2 separate regions of the Homo sapiens genome follow, and region 2 is linked to region 1. A link is an interaction called in ENCODE POLR2A ChIA-PET data of the cell type or tissue named here. Cell type or tissue: OCI-LY7. All regions are shown on one strand. Each heading gives the region's core, and the rest is flanking DNA. Links, peaks and the distances in the headings are about the cores only.

Region 1 (8,331 bases), core at 27-8,026:
CGCGGAGCGAGGACAGCGGCGCCCGAGCTTCCCGCGCCTCTCCAGGGCCCAATGGCAAGAACAGCCTCCGAAGTGCGCGGATGACAGGAAAAGATCTTCAGTTCTTCTGCCGCTAGAGAAGTGCGGGATACAAGCCTCTATTGGATCCACAACCTGGAGTCCTGCCTTCGGACTTTGCCAAAGACTTGCAGGCGGTGGGGAGGCAGTAGGAAATGAAGCCCCCTCCAGCCTCAGCCGCCGCCGCGTTCGGTGCAGCAGCAGCAGTGCCACTGCCACAGAGCAGAGGAAGGCCCGCTCCGCGCGAGTTCTGTGCCAGGTGTCCCGTTGGCCCTCAGCGGACAAGGGAGAGCCGCTAATAAGGGTCGCTGCTCAGCAAACTCAGAGCTCATCCATAAGTGCCAACGCCACTGCTTCTTTCTGGAAGCTTCCACTCCGGCCCGGGGTCCGGCCCCAGCCACGCTGTCCTAGCCCAGAGAACAGGTTCAAGAACGGTGGTGCCCAGCCCCAGCGGTGCCCTTCTCCGTCCCTGTAGCTCGCTGGGCTCTTGAGCCCCTACCCACTAAGCCAAAAATTCGGGAACCGGGAGCCAAACCCCTTGGCCTCTGAGAATTTAGGAAGCTTCGTTTTCAGCCAAGAGGTCAAGGCGAGCAGAGAGTGGGGACTCGAACAATCGCGTGTTTAGGTTTAAAACGTTAAAAAATAAACATCACTCGAGTGTTTTTTTTTTTTTTCATTTCACTTGGCACAATGCTGTATGGTTTCGTCCTACAAACTATTTATAAGCCGTTGTTCATTACTTTTGGCTACCGTTATGACATCTGTAGAGGAGAAACGAAAAGTGGCTTTAGATTCAGTTAAACTGCGACGCCCAGAAGGTAAACTGGAGGTCCCTTAACAGCTGGTTCTCGAAGATTTCCTCGAGGGAAGAAAAAAATATGGTTAGTTTCCCCTAATGATCTCTCTGAAATGATTGCCAAAAAAACTCAAAGCAATATCCAGCTTTCTCGCCTCCTCCTGCTCGCCCCTTTTACCCAGACTGAGCCGAGGATGGCGGAAGGAGGCACATTGTGCAATTTCTTATTAAACACATCTGGAATATGCGCGCTCTGGATTTAGTGCCAGGGGTTTTACAAAGAGTTTATGACTGTGACAGAAAATTGTCCTTTTAACAAGTTTACAAGCAGTAATCACGGGGGCTTTTACAGGACCAGCGCTCTTGCTCCTCGCCGGATCTGCAGACATTTCCAAGATTCACCAACTAAGGGAGCAGGAAGTGGGCCGGGGCGCCCTGCGAGACACAACTTCCACGAGCCTAAAATTATCCCAGGCGGAGCTGGGAGAGTGGAGGGTAGTCACCGGAGTAGGAAGAGACGGCATGTAAGAAATTAAAGTAATTGGCCCTTCCTATTTTCCAGAGAGATTTCCGCAGCGTCCTTTGAAGCCTGTCAGGGTCATTGAAAGCTATCTTTGTGCAGGGTGTTTGTTTTGGGGAGTGAATGTGAAGAATGTGAGGAGATTCCCTGTGAGAGCCCCTCCTGCAGAGGGTGGCATTTCTCCGTGGCCCAAGACAGGGAGAATAAACACCCTAGTGACTTAAATAAACACCGACTTAATGATCCAAAACACTAACAAGGGAGATTGGGACCCTGAGCTCCCAAACCAAATGATGGTCTCTGAGTGGCTGTGTGCACATCTGTCCATCACTGAGGGGGAAAAACGACTTTATAAGTAAAAGTGTGTACAGTTAAGTACAGTGACCATTTCTCCCTGGAACTCAAAGCTATTTGACAGTTTTAAAAAATAAGGCCTTGATTTCCCCAAGCACACCTCAGTTTTCTAGACCAGAACAGAAATAGGAAAGAGTAAGAAAGAAATAATATATTAATGGTGACAATTATAGATGGGAAAAAATCAAAATTATGAAACTGTCATGTCAGAAAATAAATAGATTCTCCCTGGGGAACAATATTTTACAAAGCACAAGCAAGCCAATCCTGTTATCCTGAGTAGAATTTTAATAAATAATGCCATTTGTTTCACTAATTTTAAAAGCTAAATACAGAAGATACATCATTTTGCCCCAGGCAAAAATAATATGGAGCCTACATGATTACTGGGATTTTTCTAGACACCATCCGGCAGCACTGCAAAAGAGCTCCTGTCCTGCTGGTCTGCTTTCTATTTGTACAAATTAATTCACAATGTTTCTATCCTTGTTCTCCTTCCCTTTTTTGTCTTCAAGCAGATAAATTATTTTTACTTTCACAGTCTTGTCATAAACTTGTTAACACAAAAGAGCTTAGTTAACATATGAATGCTGTGAAGAGATAGTGGTAAACAAAATTGCATATCTAAATAATAGAAGTTAATAAATACCCCAAGGCTAAATTCACTCTTTCTGTCATATAATTAATCTAGTTACTACTCTTGGTTCAGATGATGGCCTTCAAAGTACCCTGCAATTCACAGCCACCATTAAGTAAGAAAGAAAAATATATTTAAAAAAAAAAATAGGGCCCAATGACAGCAATACACCACTCACCTTTCAGAAACAGAATCATACTCCTGGTGTTCTACTAAGTTTTAATTTAGACTGCTTTAGGTACAATAGAAAAGAAACCTGAAAACACATGCTGTTTTAGTAACAAATACCAGGTTGCCAGATTCGTTGGCATACCTTTGCAAACTAGAAACTAGAAACAGGAGAAACCCTTTACAGGAGTAGGCTACAGATATGAAAGCTTTGAGGGCATGAGTAATGGCATTCAGGAAAGTGTTTTTTCACATTGGTACATTTTTAGAGTTTGTCATTTAAAAAAAAAAAACCCAAGAAAACAAACAACAACCAAAAAATCCCACTAAATTTGACAAAAATAGTTGCATTACTAATGGTCACGTCTATTTCTGTCTCACATAGAGAGCATTAAGACATTTAGGCACTTGTTTTTTCCTCCTAATACTGGTCTTTTATTTTAATCTACATTAAATTGTTTAACACTAAATATGAAAAATGTAAACTTAATTTTTCCTCATCAAAGAAAGTTATAGATTGTATTTTTCCTGTTCACCTTAAGAATGTAATCAGTTCTTCTGAGCCTGGAGGCTCTTATTTTCACTATTTTTATCTCCCTTTCTCTTTCTCTTTCCATTTCCTTTCCCTCTTCACATTTCTCCATATATAAATTAAAAGGAAATAATGAAAATCCAGTTGATTTGCAATTCCCATTCATTGAAAAAAAAGAAAGGCTGCTGAAACAGGCGTATCAGTTGCCCAGAACTCAGACTGGGTGCCTGGGTGCTTTTGTTTGTTTGGGTTTTTTTTTTTTTTTTTCCCTGATCTCTGCATTGGGAAGGAAAATGCAAAAGTGGAAAGAGTTGGAGAGAAGAGGAGATTAAGCTTGAGATCGCTGTTGGTTTTGATTTTTAAAAAGATATTTGTGAAAGTCCACCATTCCTTTATGCGCAAACAACTCCAGAAACAAGCTGCAAAAATGTTCCTGATTTCTATTTACAAGTGTCCCTAGTCGCTGCAGTGGTTGCTGCTCCAGGAATCCCTTCGAGGCCCCAGTCCCTCCCCACTTAGGACCCCAAGTCCACCAGACTGGAGGTGAGGGGGCCGAGCAGAGAGTCTTGGAGCTGATGCTGGTGGGTCTGCAGGCCGTGACTGGGCTGCGAGGCTGTTAAGCCCGGGAGAGAATAGTTTGAGCTCCTGGCGTGGCCCATATTGCCCTGCAGCAGAAGGACCGAGTTCTGGTCTGGACTTTGGGGAGGTGAGAATTCCTCTTCTGAGCTGGACATGAGCGGCTTGCCCCCTTCCAGAGGAGAGAGTTGGTTCTGCTTGTTGGAGGAGGAGTTATTGTTTTCGGTGTTCTCCCTAAGAAATAGAGGACAACACCATATGGTTAAAAAAAAAAAAAAAAAAAAAAAGTAGGTTAAAAAAAAAGTGTGAGATGGAGGGAGGGGAGCTGGAAGGAGGAAAGGGCCATTGTGCAATCTGTCACCAACCCAAATGGAGGAGCTCTACCCTTCCACCCATCCCCAAGGGTAATGGGGGAGGTGAGGAGTCAGAGGAACCTGGAGAAATGGAGAGCTACGGACAGAGCCTCCTGTTAGGAGCCAGGTCCTTTTCTCTTCCAGATTTCAGAAAGTGATAGATTAGCAGGATTTATTTGAAACATACAAAATATATGTTTTAAATTTTGTTCAAGCAGTTACATTTAAATACATATAAACTAGCAACATATTTAAATGTAACTGAAAATCTTTCAATAAATAGATATTGGTGATAAAGAAATGATAGAGGACAGAGTCCAATGCACAAATGTTTGGGGTGAATCAAGTCCATTGCCTTGTTCGCATATGAGGAGACAATTAAACATCCCGTTTTCCTGCCCCAGCCCAGAGTTGGTGGTTTTGCAGACACAGAACAGGTCATGGGAAGTGGTGCCCAGCGCGGCCCAGTGACCTGAGTAAACACAGGGAGCGCAGCCAGTCTCTGATTTCATCTGGAGTCGGCCCTCGGGCCTGGCTTATAGGACGGCCGTTTTGTAACTAAAGGCTAACTGCAACCATACAATCCCTGTTCCTGTGTTACTTGCTAACTCTTCAGCCCCTCGTGTCCCCCTCTCAAACTTCCTACCAACACCCACCCCAACCCATCCTTTCTGGGCAGGGGAAACTTCGCCGCCCCGCACAGGCTGCCAGCGGGCGCGGCGCGCTGGGGCGTCAGTCCGGGCACTCGGTACCGGTTAACTTCAGGATTTCGCTTCCCTCGCCGCTTCCGCCTTCCGAGTGCTCGTCAGTCCTCCCGACTCCTAGCGCCTGTCTGTCTCCTTTCTTTCCCCTTATCCTCACAGTCTCTGTCTCCCGACAAGCCCATTTCAGCAGAATTTATCCTGGCTCTGGTTTTCCACCAAGACAAGAAAGGGAGCAAGATCTTCGGCCCCTAGTCTTGGAAGCGAACAAAGGAAAACCTAACCGGCCCCTGCGCTCAGGTTTTCCCCCAAACTCTTTGGCTTCGCGGAGCGCTCTCCCCGCCACAGCCACCTCCCCACCGTCCTTCTGAATCTCTGTCCGAAACGCTATAGAGAACAGAAGGAGCCTGCCCAGGTGGCCGAAGGTGTTGCCCCGAGGTGGGGGAAAGTAGAGACCAATTTTTAAAATATTGCCTTGTGAGCTCCAGTGCGAGAGAGGGCTGCGACTGGAGACCCTTTCCTCGTCTGGGCATGCGGCGCGGTCAGCCAGACCGACGGGCTGCAGTGCCGGGCCACGCGCGAGCGAGCACGGCGAGGATCAACCCTTTCTTAATTTGGGGCGCCGGGGAGTAAATGCAGCGCCAACTCTCCCCAAAGCTCTCTTTTTGTTGTATCTTTAAAAGTCTCCTCCATTTGTCCAGCTAGTGAGAAATGAAGCAGGCTACCTCTAAACCAAAAGACTATCAAGAGAGAGCTGTGGAGAACCAGGCGGGAGTGGGGGCAGAGCCAATGTCTCAGGCCAGCTTCACCCCTCTGGGGAGCAAGAGGAGAGAGGTTCGCGAACCTCAGCTCCCACCAAACCCCTTTCCTTGCGACACCAATCAACATTTCACTGCCCGTTGATTTAGAAACTCACTCTCCACCCACCACTCATAGCCGCGGCCAGCCAGGGAGGCATAAAGACCAAATCTAGCGCCAATATTTCCCGACACTCACATCCCAGAGAAACCCACGCGCGGGTGCTCAAAGCAAATGAGGCCCCATCCTTAGCAAGGAACCTCAGAGTTCATGAACTTTCGCTGCAGCGCCGCGGAGGGCCTGCGCGCCGCCCCGTGGACGGGCTCCGGCCGGCGGGGAGGACTTGGTGGCTGGTGCCTGCGGGGGCGGGAGGGGGCGGAGGAGAAAGGACGGCTTCCTAGGGTCGCCCGAGTCGCGGGAAGCACGCCGCGTACCTTTCCTTGGCCTCCGCGGCCCGGTCTCTTTGCCTCCGGTTCTTAAACCAGTTGCTGACCTGGGTGGTGGTGAGGCCGGTGGCCTCGGCCAGCTCCCGCTTCTCACGCGGCGATGGGTAGGGATTGTGCGCGTACCACTCCCGCAGGACACCCCTCGACTTCTCCTTGAAGCAGTAGCTGGTCTCCTCGCCGTCCCAGATGGTGCGCGGCAGTGGAAATTTTCGGCGCACCCGATATTTGCCCACGGCGCCCAGGGGTCGGCCGCGCAGCTTCTCGGCCTCCACGTAATGCGCCTTCAGCCACAGTTGCTGCAGTTTGGGGTGGTTGTGAGGCGAGAACTGGTGGCTCTCCAGGATCTTGTAGAGCTCACGGAAGTTGCCGCGGTGGAAGGCGACCACCGCCTTGGCCTTGAGTACGCTCTCGTTCTTGTGCAGGTGGTCGCAGGCGGGCAGTGACCACAGGAACCTGCCCAGGCGCTCCAGGTTTCCGCCTTGCTGCAGAACCTCGCACACGCACGCCACTTGCTCCTGCGTAAAGCCAAACGACGGCAGCATCGACATGGCTGGGGCCTGCCGGGGCGCACGGCCCAGGCGCACGCGGCAGGGAGCAGAGCCGAGAGGCAGGGGGCGGCGGCCGCAGGGAGGGGGGCGCGGCTGTTCCTAACCTCCTCCTTAGGCTTTGCAAAGGCGAAAACCGGAGTCGGAACTTGGCGGTGGGCGGCCAAGGAAGAGAAGGCGGAGGAGTAGGGGAGGTTCTGGACACGGAACGGCCGGCGCACTCAGTAGCCTTTAAGGCCTTGCTGCCTCCGACCTCCCGCCCGGTGGATGCTGCTAGTTGCCGGGGAACTTGGTTTCTGTTCTCCCCGCAGCGGCCTTAAAGCGCGCAGCGTCCCCGGCACGCTGATTGGCTGCCGGCGGCGCCTATCCGGGGCTGGCCAGCCAGCGCGCCGCCCGGCTGGGCAGAGAGGCCGCACCGCCCAGAGCGGGGAGGGCGAGGCTGCGGAGCTGGGGGTTGGGGGTGTTGCCGGGGCTGCGCGGGTAGGGAGTGGTGGGAGGAGAAGGAAGAGGAAAGGTGGGAAGCCAGTTGGGGTCTGAGGGAGCTGCGCTGCGGAGGTGTGGGGAGGTAGGGAGTGGGTGAGCGCGTCAGGACCCTGCAACGCGGGACCCGTCGCCAGTATCACCTAAGGGGAGTCGCGCACAACTCCGCACAAATCAATGACTCCAAACCTTAATTCCTCCCCTCTCCCTCCGTACTCTTGTCCTCATCCCTTGCAGACTTGCCCTCTCCCGGTGAGCTCATATTTAATTACTTTAATGTTGGAATGAATAAATAATGGATTGATGAATAGCTTATGGAACGCGATAAATAATTCAAGAGCAGACCAGGGTCCGCGCATGCAGCCTCTGGAAGAGTGGCTTCGGGTTGGCTTCAGCTCGAGGAGTCCAACCCTATTTCCTCCTCCCTCCCCCCACCAACTACCACTGTCCTCCCCCCACTGCTGCACACCACCCTCCAAAGGGCACAAGTACTCCCAGTCGGACAGCGTTTCCCTCGTTCACAAAAGACCTCCATGATTTGAGACCAGGCAGAGAGCTGTTTAGAGCATACTTGCTGAGCACCTAGAGACTCCGAGCGTTCATTTGTGATTTGGTATCTTAATGTTCTGCGATTGAAACCAGCAGGTTCCTGAAGCTTCTGGACTCAATTTCCCCATCTGTGCGGTTGTGTTTTGCAGTGCCACCTCTGCTACTGAGGAATGCCGAGAGGCTTTACTTGCTATTAGCAAAAATGCTTTGGGAACCTCGTACGAAAGGCGCTGGATGTGGTGTAAATTAAATAAAACTGTGCCCGGCTCCAATAACCGTCCGGTTGTAATATAATCCTTACCCTGCTCTGAGAGGGACACTGCCCTCAAAGCGAGAACGACAGCGGCTCCAAGAAGATTAAATAAAGAGGTGTGTGTGTGTGTGTGTGTGTGTGTATGTGTGTGTGTGTGTGTGTTGCAATGCTGGCCTATTTTGCTGCCAGGGAATGAGAGATGCACTGCAATTTAAGTCCCATCATCTGCTGTTTTGTTTATGTGTGGAGAATGCTTAGTAAAACTGCACAAACAAGTGAAGTTGTAATTATCTTAAGCCTCATTTGCACACCTAGTTCCAAAGCAATAATTAAAAGGATTTTGAAAACAATTAGCCTCTCTAAACAAAGATAATCTATTGTCAGTAGCTGAGACTAGCAGGAGATAAGAACAATGCGTGGAGATAAGGGAAGCCAAATGGTGGAAGGAGAGTGACTTTATGACTATACTTATCTCTGATTAGATAAGTTCAAAACAGAATTCTAAGTACACTTCAAAAATGCTTTTGATTTCAATGTGCCCTCTTAGTGAGTGGTGAAGAACAAAC
Region 2 (8,331 bases), core at 235-8,234, 430 kb after region 1:
CTTTGTGTTACAAACAATCCAATTATACTTAGTTATTTTTAAATGTGCGATTAAGTAATTATTGACTATAGTCATCCTGTTATGCTATCAAATAGTAGGTCTTACTCATATTTTCTATTTTTTTGTGCTCATTTACCATTTTCACCCTGCCCCTACTACCCCACAACCCTTGTCAGCCTCTGGTAACCATCCTTCTGCTCTGTATGTCCATGAATTCAACTGTTTTGATTTTTAGATCCCACAGATAAGTGAGAACATTTGATGTTTGTCTTTCTGTGTCTGGTTTATTTCACTTAACATAATGGTCTCCAGTTCCATCCATGTTGTTGCAAATGAAAAGATCTCATTGTTTTTATGGCTGAATAGCACTCCATTGTGTATATGTTCCACATTTTCTTTATTCATTCATCTGTTGATGGACACTTAGGTTACTTCCAAATCTTGGCTATTATGAACAGTACTGCAACAAACATGGGAGTGCAGATAGCTCTTCAGTATACCTATTTTCTTTCTTTTGGGTATACACTCAGCAGTGGGATTGCTGGACCATATGGTAGCTCTATTTTTAGTTTTTTGAGGAACCTCCAAACTGTTCTCTACAGTGGTTGTACTAATTTACATCCCCCCCAACAGTGCATAAAGGTCCCCTTTCCCCTTTTCTCCACATCCTCTCCGGCATTTATTATTATCTGTATTTTTTATAAAAGCCATTTTTATTGGGGTGAGATGATATGGCAATTTTGATTTGCATTTCTCTGATGATCAGTGATGTTGAGCACCTTTTCATATGTCTGTTAGCCATTTGTTTGTCCTCTTTTGAGAAATGTCTATTCAAATATTTTGCCCATTTTTTGATTGGATTATTATATTTTTTCCAATGGAGTTGTTTGAGTTCCTCATATATTCTGATTCTTAATCCCACTTCAGATGGGTAGTTTGCAGATATTTTCTTCTGAAAGCACTTTTATTATGATATTAAACCTACTGAGGAAGGTGGAGCCCTCATGGCCTAATCACCTCTTAAAGGCTCCATCTCCCAATACCATTACATTGGCAATTAAATTTCAACGTGAGTTTTGGGGGGAACAAACATTTAACCCATAGCAGACACCATTCATTTATATTTTTCTTCCAGGATCCTGTATTATCATTAACTCAGAAAGGCCAACTAATCCTTGGATCTATTATCAAATTTGGTTTGTTTGAATAATTAAGTATAAATTAGCTAAATGGAAAGGCTCTCCTCTGTAAGTTCTTTACCATCTTTTTATGATGAAAAATTTTAAACATGAATGCAAGTTGAAATAATATGCCCATATACCTACCACTGAAACTTAGCATTTGGTCGTATTTATTTTGTGACTCACATATAAATTATATTTATATGTAAATATACAGTTAACTTTAGAACAACATGGGTTTTCTAACTGTGTGGGTCCACTTATATGGGGATTTTTTTCTGCCTCTGCCACCCCGAGAAGGCAAGACCAACCCCTCCCCTGCCTTCTTCTCAGCCTCCTCAACATGAAGACAATGAGAATGAAGACCTTTATGATGATCCAGTTTCACTTAATAGTAAATATGTTTTCTCTTTCTTATGATTTTCTTAATGACATTTTTGTTTCTCTAGCTTACTTTATTGTAAGAAAATAGTATATAATACAAATAACATACAAAATGTGTGTTAATCAACTGTTATTGGTAGGGCTTACAGTCAACAGTAGGCTATTAGCAGTTAAGTTTTGGTGGGAGAGTCAAAAATTGTACACAGATTTTCAACTGTGTGGTGGGTGGGCACCTCTGACCCCCACATTGTTCAAAGGTCAACTGTAAATACATTTATATTTGCTGAATAATTTGCAAAGTAAGTTACTGACATTCCATGAAGCAGTAAGTAAAGTTGAAAATTATTTTTTGTAAAAGTCACCATCTACCTTAGCTCAGGCTACTATAACAAAATACCATAGATTGGATGGCTTAACAGAAATTTATTTCTCATAGCTCTGGAAGCTGGGAAGTCCAAGAACATGGTGCTGGCTAGAATTATTTTGGTCCTGGTGAGGGCCTCTTCCTGGCTTGCAAATGGCTGCCTTCTTGTGTCCTCACATGGTGGAGAAAGAGTGATCTCTGTTCCTCTTCCTATAAAGCCACTAATCCCATTATGAGGGTCTCACCCTCATCACTTAATCTAACCCTGATTATCTCCCAAAGACCCCATCTTGAAATACTTGTGGGTTAGGGCCTCAATATGAATTGAGGGGTTGGAGGAGACACAATTCTGTCCACAGAACTTTCTGTGAACAAGCCTATTATTCCCTCCCTCCCTCCCTCCCTCCCTCCCTCCCTTCCTTCCTTCCTTCTCTTTCTTTTCTTTCTTTCTTCTTTCACAAATGTTGTCCCTTTCTCCAAAAGGATAAGAAGCTGCTTGATGCAGCTGTCACCAGAACTTCTCTTAGTAAGGGAAATATCCTTAATGTCTTTTTTTTTTTGGTGGTGGTGGGGAATATCTTGATAAGTCATTTAGGTATGAACGGTGAATTCTTATACAGTGGCACAGCAATGTGAGTTTACTAAATGCCTGTGAATTGTATACTTTAAAGAGGGTCATTTTATGTTATGTGAATTTCACCTCAATCAAAAAAAATGTGACCCTATGAAAATGGTTGGCAAGAGGAGAGGAAGTGAGAGAGATAGCTAAACCACTCTGCATAAAAGAGAAAATGTGAATTTGGGAACTGGAGAAAAGCAAAGGGAAAGAGGCAGAGAGTGCTAACCCAGTGGTGGGAGTCTAGAGGAAAAGTGGCTGACGGGCATTTTAAGAACAGAAGCGTTTAATATTCAGTTTTAATTTGCCTGTCTCTGTCTCCTGAAACTAATAAAGTCAGTAGACACAAAAATACCTTGTGTGAACAGAATTGTGCATGTAAACCCTTCTTTAGACTCACATGGGACAGAACACATACAGCCTTATGCTATCCAGGTGATCCAGAAACCTCAAAAAGTGAAATTCAAAGGCAGAGATGGCCAAGAAAAAATGTAAGCCACTTGCTTCCTCCCAGAGTCCGTGGGCACATCAGGAGGGTTGTGGGACGATCCTCATATGAGGGATGTGATTGAACCAACTTTTCCTAATTCTCAAAGTGTATTGAACTTTCCTTGACATCTCATTGGCAATATATTGTCATTTCATTGCTTTAAGGGCTCATTATTTACTAGTCATCAATTGTACCTGTAGGGGAATGCCTCTTTTTAGAGACAAGAGACCAGACCTCCACAGAGGTAGATCTTGGAGATTGGAGCAGTTCTAGAATTTCTAACATTTCCCCTTACGGTCATCTTGCTAGGTTCTCTGTAACAAAGCCTGGTAGTTCAGAAATCAGGCTCCAAGAACGTGCCATAGATCAACCTGTTTGTGTGTGTGTGTGTGTGTGTGTGTGTGTGTGTGTGTGTGTGTGTGTGTGTGTGTATGTATTTGGGATCAGAGCCACTCAACTTCCTTTTTTTTTGAAACGGAGTTTCACTTTTTTTGCCCAGACTGGAGTGCAATGCTGTGATCTCGGCTCACTGTAACCTCCACCTCCCAGGTTCAAGCAATTCTCCTGCCTCAGCCTCCCAAGTAGCTGGGATTACAGGCATGAGCCACCACACCCAGCTAATTTTGTATTTTTAGTAGAGACGAGGTTTCTCCATGTTCATCAGGCTGGTCTTGAACTCCCGACCTCAGGTGATCTGCCCGTCTTGGCCTCCCAAAGTGCTGGGATTGCAGGCATGAGCCACCACACCCGGCCTTCAACTCAACTTCTACTTAGATGGTGGCAGTAGGAATCAGAGGGAGTGGGGCCCCTAGGGAAGAGCACTCCCATGGAAAAAGAGTAGAAACAAATTTTATAATTCCCTGGTTTTCTTACCCAGTTCTCCAACCTGCTAAAATCTGAAAAAGTTTCATACTTTAAATGAATGGAAGATCATTAGTCTCATAAAATAATATGACACTACTGAGCTGGCACTTCGGTGTATAGACCAGGTTCTATGCCAAGCACATTCTCATGTAATCTGAGGTAAGCACAGTTATATTCCCCATTTAATAGATTAGAAATTAAAGTTTAGAGAGACTGTAAGGTTAAATGACTTGTTCAAGGTTATACATCCTTAAGATGCCATCCTAAGAATAGAAACTGAAGTTTGACTATAAAGGCTGTGTGCTTAATTACCATGTAAATAAAGTGTATCCAACTGTTGGAGTTTTTTTCTACAAAAAGGTTCTGCTCATAGCAGATACATAGTCAATATTGACTGTGTTGAAGGCTGCTTTATTCATTTAAAATGTGGCACCTAAATCTGTTCTGTTACATCAGCCAGACAGTATTTTGGCCGGCCTTGTGTCCTCTTGAGTCATGGTTCATTGCCACAGCACTGTTGTTTCTCCTTTGTTAAGTATTTCAGAGGAAATTCTGGACAAAGGAAAGGTATATGGGTCTTCAAGTAGAGCAGGGATGTGTTCCAGTAGTTGTCAACTAGACTGAGAAAACTTGGATGTCTTACGAAACAATGTCAGAAATCCATTTCTGTGTTCTGTGACTTTCTACAAACACAATTTTTAAAAATCCAAATATAGCTTAGACCATCAGTAGTCTAATTCAGTGTTTCCCAGATTTGAGATTTCTTTTGGAACTTTAGAACGTCAAAATGAATCTTGGGACATTGATAAGATTGCAGACTTTTTATTTTATAAATTGATTAAGGATATTAAACTTGCCACTTTCAATATAAAAAATTAAGGAAGGTTATAACCTTTGTGAAAAACTTGCTACATAGTTATTTATCTCATCAAAGACCAGTGAAAACTTTCTCATAGACCAACACTTGGAAACTATCAGTCTAAATAACCAGTCTATATTCAAAAATTCAGTAAAGATTTCTTCACTTCTAATGCTCATTGACTTCAGTTATCTTATAGGTGGAAAGAAGTAGATACAAAAACAGATCTTGATTACAAAATTCGTTGATGACCTAGTTGACTCTTTCCCCAGTCATTACTAATCCTAACCTTTGGGAGCGAAAAATATCTAAATAAGTTCTGGTTTACAAATTTGCAAAATTTTTGTCAACACTTCAGAATTCAGAAAAAAACACAGGACATTTTTACTATATAACTTCCTAAGTTTATATGATATATCAAAAGTCAGTAAGGATTATACCATAATAATATTTACATTTCACAGGGAAGCAAAATACTTGGAGCCTCTCCTTGTCTTTGTCTAAAGATTTGTCATTCATTTGCATTCAAATAAATTCTTTGCTTTCATTCATCCAGAATGGTTCTCAATTTATTAGCTCATGAGACTACATAAATAGACTTGTATTCATACATTTTAATTTCAGTGTAAAATGGCTTTCCTCAATTTTTTTTTCTACTCAACTCTCCCAAAAGATGTCTAATCACTCCCACACTCAGTTACTTAAACATTTCATAATGTTGTTACTTCTATAGTAAAACAAAAAGTAATTTGCTTTTAATAAATCAGAGAGCCCTACTGTAGCAATCTAGAACTTTATTCTGGCGAGAGCAAATTCTCAAATTATATTTCCAGCCTCATTTGTGAATAGCTGATTTTCCCTGTCACAAAGCATTGTTAGGTAGGTACAGTATTTTTCTTTAGTTGGTAAACTACTGGAACTTACAATCCAATGGAGGTGACCTCTATACAATACCTGGGACGGTAATACCCTGAAGCGCAGGGTGTGGCTATTGCATGTGCCACATGCACATGAGGCCATCTGTGCGTGCTTGTTGAAAGAATGACATATCTTGGTGAGTAATATGAACATTAAAAGCTCTGCTGGATAAGCTCATAGAGGTGGGGTTCACTGCCTTCTGGGTGAGTGGGGAAGACTTTGTGAAGAAAGCAACAACTGAAGTAAAATTGAAGGATAACCAAAGTAGAAATGAGAATGAAAGGAAGATACTCCTGTTTGGAAAGAAAATACTAACAATATGTACAGGAAAATACAAGGTATACTTTGGAGATGACAAGTAAAAATTTTGCCAGGAGCACAGATGTAATAGCAATTTGAGAAGTAAAGCTGAAGGGTAGGATCCTGATGTAGAGAATGCTGGACCCAGGCTGAGCTTGGACTTTACATCAAGTAGAAGTGGTAGAGAAAGATTAATTGCCTCTCTGCATTGGACTAGTGCCATCGTCTTCCAAAAGCTAAAAAGAAGCACTTTAGGCCTTCAAGGGCTAGTTATCTAAAAACCACACTTGATTTGTTCTTAAGTCTCAGCTCCTGGGCATATGAGGAACTTTTTCTGGAGTTTTGGAAAATTCCTCATGCCCTCAGATCCTATTAAGACCTCTGGCATCTTTTTTTTTTTAATTATTTAATTTATTTATTTTTATTTTTTATTTTATTTATTTATTTATTTATTTATTTTGAGACAGGGTCTCATTCTGTCGCACAGGTTGGCGTGCAGTGGTGTGATCTCAGCTCATTGCAACCTCTGCCTCCCGGACTCAAGCAATCCTCCCACCTCAGCCTCCAGAGTAGCTGAGACTACAGGTATGCGCCACCATGCCCAGCTAATTTTTGTACTTTTTGTAGAGACAGGGTTTCACCATGTTGCCCAGGCTAGTCTCGAACTCCTGAGCTCAAGCAATCCGCCCACTTTGGCCTCCCAAAATTCTGGGATTACAGGCGTGAGCCACCGAGCCAGGTCAAGACCTCTGGCATCTTAAGAGACTTCCTATGAGTTCCTGCCTCCAAACTTTTTTTTTTTTTTTTTTTTTTGAGACAGAGTCTCGCTCTGTCGCCCAGGCTGGAGTGCAGTGGCGGGTATTGGCTTACTGCAACCTCTGCCTCCCGGGTTCAAGCGATTCTCCTGCCTCCACCTCCTGAGTAGCTGGGATTACAGGCACACACTACTACACCTAGCTAATTTTTCTATTTTTATTAGAGGCGGGGTTTCACCATGTTGGTCAGGCTGGTCTCGAACTTCTGACCTCTGGTGATCTACCCACCTCAGCCTCCCAGAGTGCTGGGATTACAGGTGTGAGCCACTGTGCCCGGCCTCCTGCCTCCAAACTTTTGCACAAACCATTCATGTTGTTTTTCTCTTTCCCCTCCAAAGCGTTTCTTCTCCCTCAAAACCTGTTTCCACACTCAACCTCCTCTAGAAGGACTTACCTGACTATGACTTAATGTAACTGCTCCATTACTCAGGAAACCTATGCTCAACATCTTGATGCTACATTTAATTTCTCTAAATGATAAAATATACAAATTCTTGTATATTTGTATGTCTAACCACCCTGCGACAGCCTTTAGGAAAGGTTCCACATCTGCCAACTCCTTTGTATCCTCCATCCAGAACCTGCCTCCCATCCCTACTTTACCCATCCACCTCAGAGACTTCATGGTACAGTGCAGTATACTTGGTGAGTGTTGATGGTTTAAGAGTGTGCCCTGAACAACGAAGGATTTCTTTGAGGCTGAAATCCTGTGGGATCCATGGAATGGGAGTTTCACCTGTCTTTGGCTTCTGCTCCTTTCCCCAGCATGTGTAGAGCTTCTAGAACAGTCCCCAGCAAGAGAGGATCACTTGGTACACCTCTTTCTTATCCTCACTGTCTCCAGTCTCTGCTGTAGGCCTGCTAGTGATGATCAGGATACAGGTTTTAACATGGCCAAGCTGTTAATAACCTGAGATTGGGCACCATGAACAATAAGCATTAAAAGGCAATAACAACAACAACAACATAACCTGTTAATTTTATGCAGGCTTAATTTTTTAAAGAACTATTTCTTCCTAACTTGCTTTTACTCTTCTTCATCTACTTTCTCATACCTATGACTGACAATGATAAGGACACCCACCCACTATACACACCTAATTCCATCCCTCCAAATTTGATTTCGTGTTCTCTAGAGCTGGCGTGTTATGTGACCTATTGTGGGGAGAGGCTCAGCTGAGGGACTCTGTGATGCCAAATGGACAAAGGCACACTTTTTTCTCCAGGTCCCAGCCTGGTGAAAGTCATAGCACCTGAGAATTTGGAGCTGACTCTCTCCTTTGGAAATTGTGCCTTCCAAAAATATATCTTACACTGCCTGTACCTGCATGCAATAGGTTTTGGTTCTTACCAACTGCAGCTTCAGTCTGAACTTGAGTTCTACCCTCATGGATGCAAATCAAAACAGCTCAGAATCAAGTCTGGGAAGCAAGTCGAAGTGGTTTGATTTGCATGGGGAGCTTTTGTCTCTGCATGAAGGCAGCCAAATTCCCTAGGCTCCCCAGCCCTCCGGAAATATGCTTTACAGGACCCGGGGGCC

The links. ChIA-PET counts read pairs that join two places held together with the same protein. Peaks named below come from ENCODE experiments on the same cell type or tissue, not always from the same donor. Only the 100,000 strongest peaks of a DNase experiment are listed, where the experiment ranks them.
Region 2: POLR2A ChIA-PET joins it to region 1 with 17 read pairs; 3 of 35 experiments call an interaction of 5 or more read pairs at or near these places.

What each region holds. Positions count from the first base shown.
Region 1 is chr14:60,642,704-60,651,034 of GRCh38, forward strand. It overlaps SIX1 (SIX homeobox 1), which reads right to left and starts at 6,774. Exons shown (of 2, transcript NM_005982.4): 1 at 5,927-6,774; 2 at 718-3,874. The coding sequence starts at 6,486. The coding sequence ends at 3,580. MIR9718 (microRNA 9718) reads left to right here and starts at 5,945; the gene lies at 5,945-6,008. RefSeq lists enhancers at 1,201-1,763, 4,193-4,815, 4,816-5,437, 5,438-6,059, 6,060-6,680 and a silencer at 6,691-6,930. In OCI-LY7, for the core only: no CTCF peak of the experiment used is centred there; no DNase peak of the experiment used is centred there.
Region 2 is chr14:61,072,367-61,080,697 of GRCh38, forward strand. It overlaps a transcript of SLC38A6 not described here. Among named protein-coding and RNA genes, the nearest start is that of SLC38A6, 95 kb to the left of the region's middle. In OCI-LY7, for the core only: no CTCF peak of the experiment used is centred there; a DNase peak (open chromatin) is centred at 4,375; H3K4me3 peaks cover 461 bases; H3K27ac peaks cover 2,563 bases.